2 separate regions of the Homo sapiens genome follow, and region 1 is linked to region 2. Evidence: chromatin contacts called from ENCODE Hi-C data. All regions are on one chromosome and are shown on one strand. The core of a region is the stretch at or near the end of the contact, and the rest is flanking DNA. Distances in the headings are between cores, read along the strand shown. Region 1 has its middle 120 kb from the start of LINC00954. Region 2 overlaps LOC105373456 (a long non-coding RNA gene).

Region 1 (6,638 bases), core at 2,758-5,257, 990 kb after region 2:
CTGAGACACCATAGGCCTTGCCTTGGCCAATGTGGAGCGTGTCTCACTGCCTGTTAGGATATTTGTATTTTATAAAGAGAGGAGCATGGGTTAGAATTCTGGCTTCACACACGCTGTGTGAATTTGGAAAAATAACTATTTCTCTGAGCCAACTTCCTCATCTGTAGAATGAGAAAGTTGATAGCTCTCTTGAAGTTTGAGCAAAGATTAGAAAAATGTCTATACAGCCTTTAGGAGAATATCTAGCATATAGAGAGCATTCAGTAAATGGGAGTTGTTATAATTCCTAACCATGAAAAAGAGATTCTACACACTCCTGCCTTTAGCCTTTAGAAAAGGGAAGTAGTAGAGCTCTTGGGTTGGCCAAATAAAAACCACACACACGGGCACATACTTTTCTGAAAGAATTTATTAGGCATCCTGGGAGCATTAAGAGCTGCTACTATACACCGAGCCCTCTTCTAGGGTGGGCACGGTGCTCAGCACTCTGGCTTGTGTTATGGCATTCACAGACACTGCAGGAGGTAGAGAGGATCCCATCTCCATTCTACAGAGCAGAGCGCTGTGACTCAGTGAGGTTACAGACATTGCTTGACTTCATACAACCAGAGAGCGGCAGAGGTAGCACACACATGTGGGACTGCCGGAGTCCAAAGCCCAGGCCCTCAGGGCTGCGGTGTGCCAACATTCTCACCATATGCAAGCTGAAAAGCTCAGAAATCCCAGCCAATCACAGGGGACATTGCACTCTCAGAAGTGGACAGAGTCTGCAGCCTGGTGACTCTTGCGTAGCAACTGCAACCACCACCTTCTCCACCAACATCCAGGAGTAATGTGTCTTTCATTCCCACCTCTCTGTCTATAGATGTCAGCAAGGTCACAGCCAGCCAAGGCAACCAAGGCCTATCTGCATATTGTCAGATAGACCAGCAGGGACCTTAGAATACTCTTGGGTGACTTGTTGAGGCTTGGAGGAAATGTTGGTGGGGAGGGCTGGTGAGATGGGGCAGTGGAGGCAGAGGGGAAGGAGGAGCACTGCAGAGAGACCTGAGGAGCCCCAGAGCTGTCTTCAGAATTGCTGCCTGGAATGGCATCCAAGGGCACAGGCTGGTACAACTCTGTCTCCAGCATCAAGATAAGGATGGGAAAGGGGAGGAAAGAGAAGAGCAAGTAGTGAGTTGTCAATCAAAAGGCATGAACGCATCCTTACCTTGAAAACTGAGGCCATTAAGAAACAGACCACAGAATCCAAAAATTTCTCTACTCTGCATCCATCTCAACTGCGCTTTCCAGGACACACACTGCTGAGAAGCCACAGCTGGTGTCTGGGCCACCCAGTCTTTCCATTTAATAATTCAGCAAACACTGGCTGAGCACCTACTGTGTGCAAGATACTGAGGCAGGTGCAGGGGGAGACTCCCAAGGGCAGAACCCAATTCTCAACACAAGGAGGTTATTATCCAGGAAAGGAGAGTCACAGATACAGGTGACTGTCCCACAGGGGGCTAACGGCTTCAGCAGGTACTGTGGGAGCACAGAGCTGGGGCCCAGGTCAGCCTGGGGAAAACAGGGAGGGCCCCAGGTTGGGGGCGGGGCGGCCTTCACTGAGTCCTGAGGGTCAGGAAGGAACATGTCTCATAGATGGGAGGGAGTGTCTCCAGGCAGAGGAAACAGTGAGAATCCCAACAGTAGGCAAAAGAGGAGTGCTCAGTTCAGGGAACTTGGGGGAGTCCAGTAGGTTGGCGCACAGAAAGGGAAGGGCGAGCCAGGAGATGTGAGACCAGAGACAGGGGTAGGGCCACAGGTGGACTACAGAGGTCAACGTTTCTTCTAAATCTGAGGGCATGGAGGTAGCAGCATGGCCTGCTCTGAGTCATAAGTTAGAGCCACCCTGTCCCATGTGATACCCATTAGGCATATGTGACTATTTAAATACTTAAAATTCAATAAAACTGAAATGCAGCTCCACAGTTGTACTAGCCATATCTCAAGTGCCCAATAGCCACATGTGGCTGGTAGCTGTCATATTGGATGGTGGAAGTGTGGAACATTTCCGTCATCCCAGAAAGTTCTACTGAACAGCGCTGCTCTGGAACAGCTCTTCCACCTCCATGGAAAAGAAACAGAGTTGGAGTCAAGGAGGCTGGTACAGAGGAGAAAATGCTCCTAGACTGGGACCGATGTAGAGAACTGAGTGGAATCAGATAGGAGAGATACATAAGGGTAGAAGAAACAAGACTCAGTTACCAATTGGCTGGGGTGCCAGGGTGGGCAAAGAAGCCGGGGAAGACAAAAACAAAGACCTGTTTTCTGGCATGGTTAGCTGGGAGTGAGGGGCAGTCACTCACAGTGGGAGAAAAGAAAAGGGAAGAAAGAGTGAGTCTAGGAGAGAAGGGTGTTCAGTGTGGGTGTGCTCAGCATGGGGTGCCTGCAGAACACCCACAGGCTGATGTTGTGTGGGTGCAGCTCAGCCTGTAAGCTCTGGGATGGCCAGTGGCTGGGGGCTGTGAGGCTGAGCTGAGGGACTCTCAGGAGTGGTGTGAATGCAGGGGCTAGCACCACCATTAGTGTGCTGTTTAGTATACCCTGCCGCTTGTGCTCCGTGGCGACCAGGGGTGGCTGCGCTGCCAGATGGAGACACAGGTGTGGTGTTTGGGAAGTGGGGCTGGGTTCTTGGGGCTGCGGGTTCCAAACTGCGAAACTGCAAACTACAGACTTTATGCTGCGTGTGAAAGACTAAGGGGCAGGGAGAAAGGGGCTGCAGAATGGCAAAATTGTCTCGTGAGGCCAAGGGATTGTGGCTTTGGCCTGTTATTCTGAGAGTTCAGACTGTAACCCAAGGCCGGAAGACGGCTGAAAGTCACGCCAGAGCCTCCTGTCTTCCCAGGGTGGAAACTGTGTTTCGAGTTGCCTGGCTAAATCCCCAAGAGGTGCTCTCTCGGGAAGCAGCTGGGAGAGGAGGACAGAGGGATGTGCAGACAGCAAGCAGGCAGCGCTGGGCACCGCTCAGGGTATAGAAGCCACCAAGCCCTAGACCCCGGCAACCTTGCAGGTGGCTCAGGAAGAAGGCTGGGCTTTGTCCCCACCTCGCAGCTCCCAGCACACTGGAGGGTGGCGGCACACAAGCGTGTTGTTCTCCAAAGCCACTGGGGCACTTCCTGTCAGTTCACATAATTGAGTATTACAGTATTTAAATTGCAAATTGACGATTATTTTTACAGGTGTCATTTTAAATATAACACGAAATTTCTTGACATGACATCAGCCCTACCACACAAACAGCTGCACCAGGCCGCCTGCATGTGTGGGGCACATGGCTGGGCCAGTCATGTTACGACGTACACCACAGAAGTGCAGTGGGAGAGCATGTGTGTGTGTGTGTGTGTGTGTGTGTGTGTGTGTTACTGACATGGTGTGACAGTCAGTGTATAGATGTGTGTGGTTGGGAATGTGTATGTGTGGACCCATGTTTGTGTGTGATGGTGAACATGTATGTCTGTACAGATCCATGTGAATGAAGGTGGGAGGCATGGGGTATGTGGAGACATTGGGCCTAGTGTGCCGGAAACTGTGTGTCAGAGCACCCCGCTGGAGGCCCCAGCCCCACAGGAGATCATCGCTAGACAGGCGGAACCTGGCCTGTCTCTGTCTCTAGAGCTGACCATGAGGTTGCTGCAGGAAGTAGACAAGCTCTATTCTTAAGGTAGAGGGGCTGCCAGGGTGGCCCAAGGTGGTGCTGCAGTGCCCTCCAGTGGACAGTGCCCCCGCCCCAACCCCCAGCCAGACCCACAAGTGGATTGAGAGCATGCAGCGTGTGCCTGACCCCGGGCCCACGTCCTCATCACTCACCCACCTGAGTGGTACCGAAGAGCCTGCCCTGAGGCTCCCCCAGCTCACAAAGGCAAAGACTTAGGGGAGCTTGGGTCAGGGCTGAAATTCACCACCCAGGGCCCTCCAGCCTTTACCCCAGCTGGGCCAGGCATGCCATGGCAATGCCCCCACCTCCAAGGTTGGCCACGGGTGAGCCTCTTCCAGGAAGTTTCCCGAGTCCCCAGGCGAGAGGAACTCCCTTCCCTCGCAGCCCTTCCTCAGGGTACAACTGGGTCTCCAAGGGGCTACAGTGCCCCTTGAGTCCCTCTAGAAGCCTCAGAAAACAAGGCCTGGGCCTGGCATGGCACCTGCTACCTGCACTGAGCAGAACACAGAGCAAGACAAAGAGAAGACGCTCTACAAAACAGCAAGTGTTCATTTACTGTTTCATGTAACTAACTGTGAGGTTTTTAGAGACAGAGACAGAGACAGAGAAGGGAGAAGGGGCAAACGACGCAGGCTCTGACCTTCACCTAGCCCTGTACTTAAGCAGTACTTAAGCAGGGAGTGTGAGCACTGTACTTAAGCAGGGAGTGGGTGACTCAAATGTAGCAACTGTGCTAGGCAGCTATTTTTAGAGTGGAAAAAGGGATATCTCAGGGAGAGACTTAAACCTAACAAAAGAAGAATTTTTCTGGGCTTCCACTCTAGCAAAATGTTATTCGTGGCACCAACAAGCACCCACCAGGCTGTCTGGCCACAGATGAAGAAGCAGCACAAAGCTGCATGGGCACTGGCCTGGCCTCAGCCTGGGCTCCCGAGGCCAGCAGTCACTGCCACTGGCCAACGCCCTGAGGGATGGGGCATTGCAGAGGAAAGCAGGGGCATCCAACCACTGGGAGCCAGAGGGTTCTAGGAAGGCCAACCATGGCCCACCTTTGCCTTCAGAATCGCAGCCTACATTTGTATCAGCAATGAGCTCCGGGCTCTCTGGTATCACCCCCAGGGGTTTAACAGGCCAGGTCAGGCCTGCAAAGATCTACGACTGCCTGGAGCTGACCACCTTAACAACCTGCTCTCCAAAGGCCAGCCCACCCAGAGGCCCAGGCTTCTCACTGCCCTGCCCCCCTTCTTCCAGGCTTCACGGCATTGCCCTGCTGTGACACCAACATCTCCAGCTCACTTTAGAGAAGAGAGGGAATCGAAAACATATGAGCCATGTGGAAGGGGCAAGGAGCCCACTGTTTTTGCAATGTGCCAAATCCACACGACAGAGGGCGCAAGCCAGAGGGCTCCAAAGAGGACTTCCTGTAGGCTGCGACCAAAATGGGTGTGGCTGCTCAGCCCTGAGCCAGGTGACCTGCCTCTCCCAGGCAGGCCTGAGAGGTCTCTTTCCAGGTGCCGGGCCTGTCCACCTCGGTCCCCAGCAGCTCAGGGCTAGGTACTCCCATAGCACACTTCTCCCTCCTGTCTTCTTGCCCTCTCCCATGTCAGAGCCAGGGAAGAGAGGTCCAGGTGAGAGAGAGGGAGACACAGAGCTTCTCACCATCAAGAATGAGCATGAAGAAAGACTTGCCCAAAACGTGGAACAACTTGGTGGCCACTGCCTGCCCTGACTCCCGGTCTACCACTGTTTTCCAGGCAGCCTCTGCCCAGTCTATGACCTTTTCCTCTGCCATTTTTGGCTGACATCTTTTCTGCTTCTCTACATTGCTGTCCTTTGTCTCCATCATTTACCAAGCCTAGGAAGTGCAAGAGAATCTTTCATGCTGCAAACACATTGCAGATGTTACAAATCGAGGTCCCAGCCTTAACTGTAGGCCCTAAACAAAGCTCTGATTCTTCTCCAGCATCTTCTCAACATGCATCTCACTTCTCTGAGGAGCTTGCAAACAGCTACAAATGTGGCTGGCAACCTTATGCCAGTGGTGGCGGCTTTAGGAAAGGAGGTAGCGTCACAGCGGACAGCAGGGTACATTCACAATCCAAGAAGACGGAAATCAAAATCAGTATCATTATCGTCATTGGCGGCGGCAGCATCTCTAATGGATATGAAATGCTGGCAATGTCAAGCCCCGTACTAAGTACTTTACACAGATTACTTCATCGAACTTTTACAACAAACCTTGCCAGGGGCATGCAGTTGTTTTCCCGCTGAAAAAATATAGAGGTCAAGGTTATGCCATCTCCCCTGGGCCTCTCAGCCTTGCCTGCTCTCCAGTCCAACTCCTGCCTCTACCTGATCTGCATTTTTGGAACTGTGGGAAGCACGTCAGTGGGTTTGTGAAATCAGTGTAATGGGACACAACAAGCTTTACACAACATTCTTCTTTTAAATGGAAGAATGGAATATAATGTTCAGAGTGCATCGCTCATAGTAAAGGTAGGTATTGTTTCGTGAAACTTTTGTTTCAGTTATATGAATGTGTGTATATTCATTACACACAGGATGCAATAGAGCATGATTTTAAATATATACCTTACTATGAGTCACAGTTAACAATCTCCAAACACTGTTATGTTGAACTCTCCGTCCACTGTCTCAGTCTTCCTGCGGGAATTTCTATCCTGTTTTCGTTTCCCCACCTTCCATGCTACAGGGTCCCCTCACAACCCACAGGGTTCCCTGTGCCGTGGTTTGCTGAGGAGCAGCCCTTGGGCCCCATGGACATTGGCAAGCCTGTCAGGGGGGCAGGCCAGCAGGCCAGGCTCATGGGGCAGAGTCCTGCCTCCTGCCTCCTGCTTCCTGCTTTAGCAAGGTGCTTCTGTCGGCCCTGCAGGACGGATGTTTCCCAAAAGAGGTTTAATGGCTCCTTCCTCCCTGAGCT
Region 2 (6,450 bases), core at 782-3,281:
TGTGTGTGCATTAATTACAGTGTAACATCTGGAATTTGGGGAGGGTTACTTTTGAGCAAAAACTGACACCAAAGTGTACTTACAATGCCTATGTCTACCAGGATAAGCAGAAAAAGCATTTCTGTCTGTTTGTTGTGTCACTTAACAGACGCTTTGTATTAAGATGGTGTCCATATTTCAAGGCCTTTAGCACCTGAAACAATTCAGAACCCAGACCATGTGGTGGTCCCTTAGAATTCTACGTATCTCTGAGGTCTAAGTAATCAGACTCAGGACCAGGCTGTCTTATTTAAAGGGGAGACATCTTGGTAAAAGCCTCTTGAAGCTGCCTGTTCCTACTTTCTGGTTACCTGAGTTGTTTTGGTCTAAGTTGCTTCAATTGTCTGGGCCCAGCCCCACAAGGCACAAATAGGTTTGTTATTTTAAGAGGCAACCTGAAGCCACTCTCTCGTGCAGTTACATAAATAAGACCAGGCTGGCTTGGAAAGGGTGTAAATCTCTGGCCAAAATGAGAGAAGGGGGAGTCATTTGCTTTCAACCACAGTTAACATGCTGACTGAATTTCCAAATAAACTTTTATCTCTTAAGACTGATTGCTAGTGATGGTTATAAAAATGAGTGTTAGAATGTAGCCAAGGAAGTGACCACACCTTTCCAGATTCTTCCTTAGTTCTGTCTTCAGTGGTTATTTTCCTAAAAACCAAGAAGAGGTAGCTCTGGTTCCTAGGTGTAACTCAGCTTTCTTGTAGACAGAAAAGAGGAGTATCCCCCATCATTCAGCTTCTCTTGTACCCCCTCTTTTCTGCAAATTACAGTAAACAAAGGTGAACAGGAGAGATGAGTAAGAACACAAATCTTAACCCAGTCGTTTCTTTCTGCATGGGGTGTGCTGAGTCGTCCTGCCTTTGCCTTCTTGTATTGCACAGAAAAACCTTCAAGCAGCCAAAGGAAAATGCCTCATCTTTGAGTGAAATTCTTGTAGGTATTGCAAAAGGAGTTAGAGGGACTTATCCCGCCTGCACATTTCTACAACATTGTACAAGTTAGAAAATGTTGCTTGTAGATTGTAGTTGACAGTGTTCTTAGAAAAGTAACAACCGTAGCATTTCTTTGAGGTCCTACATTCATTTAGCTTTCTGCTTTCTTCTCCCTTGATTTAGAATTTTATTTTTCCTGAAGAACAATTTTTTATGCTGCCAATGCACACAATGCAAAATAGCAAAAATTTGATTTTTCTCCCACAATTAAACTATACTTTTCTACATTAGGTTAGATATTCGTGGTAAAAAGCAATAATTATGAATTATTGTTTTTTCTCACTTTTTAGAATCTGCACATCTTAAAATAGTTTTAAGCACTTTTAAGGAATTTGCTTCAGTTTGTTTTGGATGACATTTATTTTTTTCCTCCCTCTGAAACAAATATATTTTTTCTTTTTTCTTTTATCCCTCCTCTTTTGTAATTCATATTACCAATGAAAGCCCTTTTGAACAAGCAAACGAAAATCCTGTGATAATTGAAATAGAAGCATCCAAATATGATGTCCTGGTAAATATTTATAAATATGAGATACAGACTTTCTTCTGATGCCCTCAAATGCTGGTCACCATAGAGCACTGAAAAGAATTATGACTCAATAAACTGCATGCTGACATATAACTAAATAAGTAAATAACTGGAGTGAAGGCCAACTGCTGCTTAACAGCTTCCCCAGTTACGTACACACTTTCAAACAAGCATGAAATGTAGGTCTCTGGACATCGCTTAAAAGAACCACAAATAAACAGAGTGTGATCCCACACTCCTATTCCTTCCGGACAGCTAGAAAGCTTGGCTGGGAATTGGGGTGGTTTTTGTTGCTCTTCTGTCCTGTGCACTGTAAACACAAACCCTGCTCAGAGCACCAGGGTCGTGCTGCTGCTGACAGAGTCACTGAGCCTGGAAAAGTGAGGAGTCGAAGAGCCTGTGACCTTTGGCCCATCACCTCACCTCCGATTTTGCAAAGAATCACGCTCCAGACTTGGATACGTCGATTGTAACATCTGGGCTAAGTCAGCCGAAGGGACAGGGAGCCTGATTTGCCAGTTCTCAAGTGTGGCTCTCTTTTTTCACATGCAAGATATATGTTAAGCTCAAGCTCTGCAGTTTGGGGTCAAACAGATGCCAAAATAGTAGAACATTTTCATGGAATACATACCTTTTACATTAAACATAAGGTTGAAGCTGAAAGGCTCGTTAGATGTTATCTATTGTGACTTTTTCTTTCTACATATAAGGAAACTGAGGCAAAGAACAGAGTTCACAATAGAGCTCAAATGCCCTCGTTCTTGGACCACTGCCATCCTTGGACGTTTAACTGTCTGTATCAGTTACCTGTAGCTACATAGCAAACCATTCCAAAAGTAATGATGTCAAACAACAATGATTTATTATTTGTCACAATTCTGTGTTTGCTTAGGCTCACTCAAACCACTAACATGCACCAGGCCAGTTGGCTGGAGGCTGGGCTCACCTGCATGGCTGAGATGGCTGGGCTCTTTCTCTCTACTTGGTCTTTCACCCCAGACTTCTTCACAGCTTGAGGATTCGTGGAAAGAGATCCAAGAGGTCAAGCCCTGGTGGGTGGGCTTTTAATAAATACCCACTTACTGTCTTTGTTGATATCCACTGTCCAAAGCAAATCGCTTAGCCCAACTCAAAATGAAGTGGAAGAGGAATGCACAAGAGTGTGCATCAGTCAGGAGAAGCCTGACCAATTGTGGGGTGGTTACTGCAACAATCTTCTGTACTGCTTATGAAAATGCTCCCCCAAGCGTTCTATATAATAATGGTATCCTGCAAGATAGTAAGCAGCCTTCCTAGCAAAAAGAATCTCCCTAGTCAAGTTTGTAAGAGTTTCTCGAAGAAGAAGAGGTGAAAATGGCATTTTCCAAATGTATTTGACTGAGATTTTCTTTTCCTTGTAAAACAGCTATTAATATCATGGAAAACACTTTTGAAAAGACAAGCCTCGGGCATTAGTACCTACAGGGTATTAGTACTACTACTAATGCCTTATTAAGTCAACAAGACCTTTGCAAAATCCCTGAAGATCTTCTGGTTTTCAGATTCATGTCTTTTCATTTTTTACTGGATCATCTTTTTTTTTTTTTTTTTTTTTTTTTTTTGAGTCTCGCTCTCTCACCCAGGCTGGTGTGTGGTGGCACAATCTCAGCTCACTGCAACTTTCCACCTCCTGGGTTCAAGTGATTCTCATGCCTCAGCCTCCCGAGTAGCTGGGATTTACAGGCACCTGCTACCATGCCCAAGCAATTTTTGTATTTTTATTAGAGACCAGGTTTCACCACATTGGCCAGGCTGCTCTCAAACTCCTGACCTCAAGCAACCCGTCCGCCTCGGCCTCTCAAAATGCTGGGATTACAGGTATGAGCCACCATACCCAGCCAGGATCATCTTGTAAGTCATAAATTTCAGTCTACTGCAACTGGCCCTTCTGTTTTTAGTGTCTGTTTATGCTGTTTGTTACAAGCTGTCCAAGTGAGCACATGAACTTTCCGTCTGGCCCAGAGCAGTAGGTTGCTAACAAAGCATTGATAGGGTGTAACTGGCATGGATAAAAGCAAGTCCCAAGAGTCTACTTCATTTTTCTGAGTCTTAGCTTTCCCTGTGCTAAAAATTGGAAAATCACAGTAGCCTTATAGATAGTTATGATGATAAAATATACAAATATATTTGGAAATATTTTGTGATCTCCAGGTGTTACACAACCATTATCCAACTCCAGTTAAATGTTAATAGATTTGTTATAATCAGGGTTTGATTGCTTTTTAAGTATAGCATAGACCTCCAAAGTGCCCAGCTAATGCCAAGAATCAGTGAAATTCTGAAAATGCTAATGTGATCATGTTACTGCCCTTTTAAAACCTCTCCAATGGTTTTTTACCACTAAAATTAGCTTTTAAGGGCTTATGTGATTGATGCCTGCTCAGATCTTCAGCCTTCACAGCTCACAAGCCAACCCTGACCCATCCCTTTTTCCTTGTTTGCTTCAGCAGAATAGTCTTTTGTTTCCTAGATACTGTCTGTGGCTCTGGTCATTTGCACAGACAATTCTCTTCTTCCCTGCTCAGACCATTCTTTTTCCATGATGAGTAGCATCCCCCGCCCTCATCCTTTCTAGCTTCTCCCACTGTAAGTCCAGGTTAGGTGCTGACCTCTTCCACTGGGCATCCAGACCATCATGTTTTCCTCCATTTCAACATTAAACCAGTAGGCTCATTGCTTGATTTCTTGTCTCTCTTTCAAACACTATTAAGTAGGTATTCCTTAAACACTTTCTGATTGAATGGATGAATGTATTATTATTTAATACATCCATGAAGAAATCAGTGCCCTGGATAGTATTTTGTGTAGCCTTGGAATGGAAGAGTGTGATGAAGCCTCCATGAAACCCTATGGAGTGGATTAAAGTTATATATTTAATATATTATATATATAACTTTATAATATATAATATATATTATATATAACTTTATAATATATAATATATATTATATATAACTTTATAATATATAATATATATTATATATAACTTTATAATATATAATATATATTATATATAACTTTATAATATATAATATATATTATATATAACTTTATAATATATAATATATATTATATATAACTTTATAATATATAATATATATTATATATAACTTTATAATATATAATATATATTATATATAACTTTATAATATATAATATATATTATATATAACTTTATAATATATAATATATATTATATATAACTTTATAATATATAATATATATTATATATAACTTTATAATATATAATATATATTATATATAACTTTATAATATATAATATATATTATATACTATATATAATATATAACTTTATAATATATAATATATATTATATACTATATATAACTTTATAATATATAATATATATTATATATTATATATAACTTTATAATATATAATATATATTATATATAACTTTATAATATATAATGTATATTATATATTATATATTATATATTATATATAACTTTATAATATATAATGTATATTATATATTATATATAACTTTATAATATATAATATATAATATAATATATAACTTTATAATATATATATCATATATTATATATAACTTTATAATATATATCATATATTATATATAACTATAATATATATATCATATATTATATATAACTATAATATATATATCATATATTATATATAACTTTATAATATATATATCATATATTATATATAACTTTATAATATATATCATATATTATATATAACTTTATAATATATATCATATATTATATATAACTTTATAATATATATTATATATAACTTTATAATATATATCATATATTATATATAACTTTATAATATATATCATATATTATATATAACTTTATAATATATATCATATATTATATATAACTTTATAATATATATCATATATTATGTATCACTTGCAGTGTATATATCATATATTATGTATCACTTGCAGTGTATAGGTCATATATTATGTATCACTTGCAGTGTATAGGTCATATATTATGTATCACTTGCAGTGTATAGGTCATATATTATGTATCACTTGCAGTGTATAGGTCATATATTATGTATCACTTGCAGTGTATAGGTCATATATTATGTATCACTTGCAGTGTATAGGTCATATATTATGTATCACTTGCAGTGTATAGATCATATATTATGTATCACTTGCAGTGTATAGATTATATATTATGTATCACTTGCAGTGTATAGATTATATATTATGTATCACTTGTAGTGTATAGATTATATATTATGTATCACTTTATAATATAATATATATTATAACTTTATAATATATAATATATTATATATTATATATAACTTTATAATATATATAATATATTATATATAACTTTATAATATATATAATATATTATATATAACTTTATAATATATGACTAATATATATTATATATTTAAATTATAAAATCCTTCTTTAAGAAAAGAAAGTAAAATGAATGTCTTTATAGTCAAGAAAGGTCAGGTTTTTAATGATCACCCTTTCATGACTTATCTCCTAGAGAAAAGGAACTTCTTTCTGTAAAACTCAAGAATGAATCCTGTGTATAGTGGGATGGTGGTGAGTGAGGGGGAGTTAAGAGATAGAAGCCAGTTGGAGAATTGTTTGGTTGGCTATGGGAAATCCAACTTCAGAGTATGAAATTGGGCCAGCCTAACCCTTGCTGTGAAATGAGATGTGATTCTGAGAGGGAATCTAGATTTACACAGGGATAATTACTCTATAATCAACGTTGTGTATGAGTGTGTTGTGTGTGTGTGTGTGTGCATATGTGATGAGCATGGGGCATCTGGAAGGTTTTGGGTAGATCTGTGGTACAAAAG

Evidence for each region. Hi-C counts contacts between places; a loop is a spot of excess contacts on that map. Pooled maps may share reads with other maps.
Region 1: a loop to region 2 is called in a map of endothelial cell of umbilical vein, with 24 times the contacts of the local background. The contact joins two enhancer-like sites. A Hi-C loop is called at or near these places in 5 of 168 maps with a recorded cell type or tissue (A673, HCT116, HepG2 and 2 more), 4 of 37 single-sample maps with no recorded cell type and 16 of 50 pooled maps.

The regions. Positions count from the first base shown.
Region 1 is chr2:19,743,089-19,749,726 of GRCh38, forward strand. No RefSeq gene overlaps it. Among named protein-coding and RNA genes, the nearest start is that of LINC00954, 120 kb to the right of the region's middle. Within about 2 kb of position 4,008, at least 2 of the 41 ENCODE cell types and tissues checked have a DNase peak (open chromatin) inside an H3K27ac peak, as active enhancers do.
Region 2 is chr2:18,750,425-18,756,874 of GRCh38, forward strand. All of the region lies in intron 4 of LOC105373456 (a long non-coding RNA gene), which reads left to right. Among named protein-coding and RNA genes, the nearest start is that of NT5C1B-RDH14, 160 kb to the left of the region's middle. Within about 2 kb of position 2,032, at least 3 of the 41 ENCODE cell types and tissues checked have a DNase peak (open chromatin) inside an H3K27ac peak, as active enhancers do.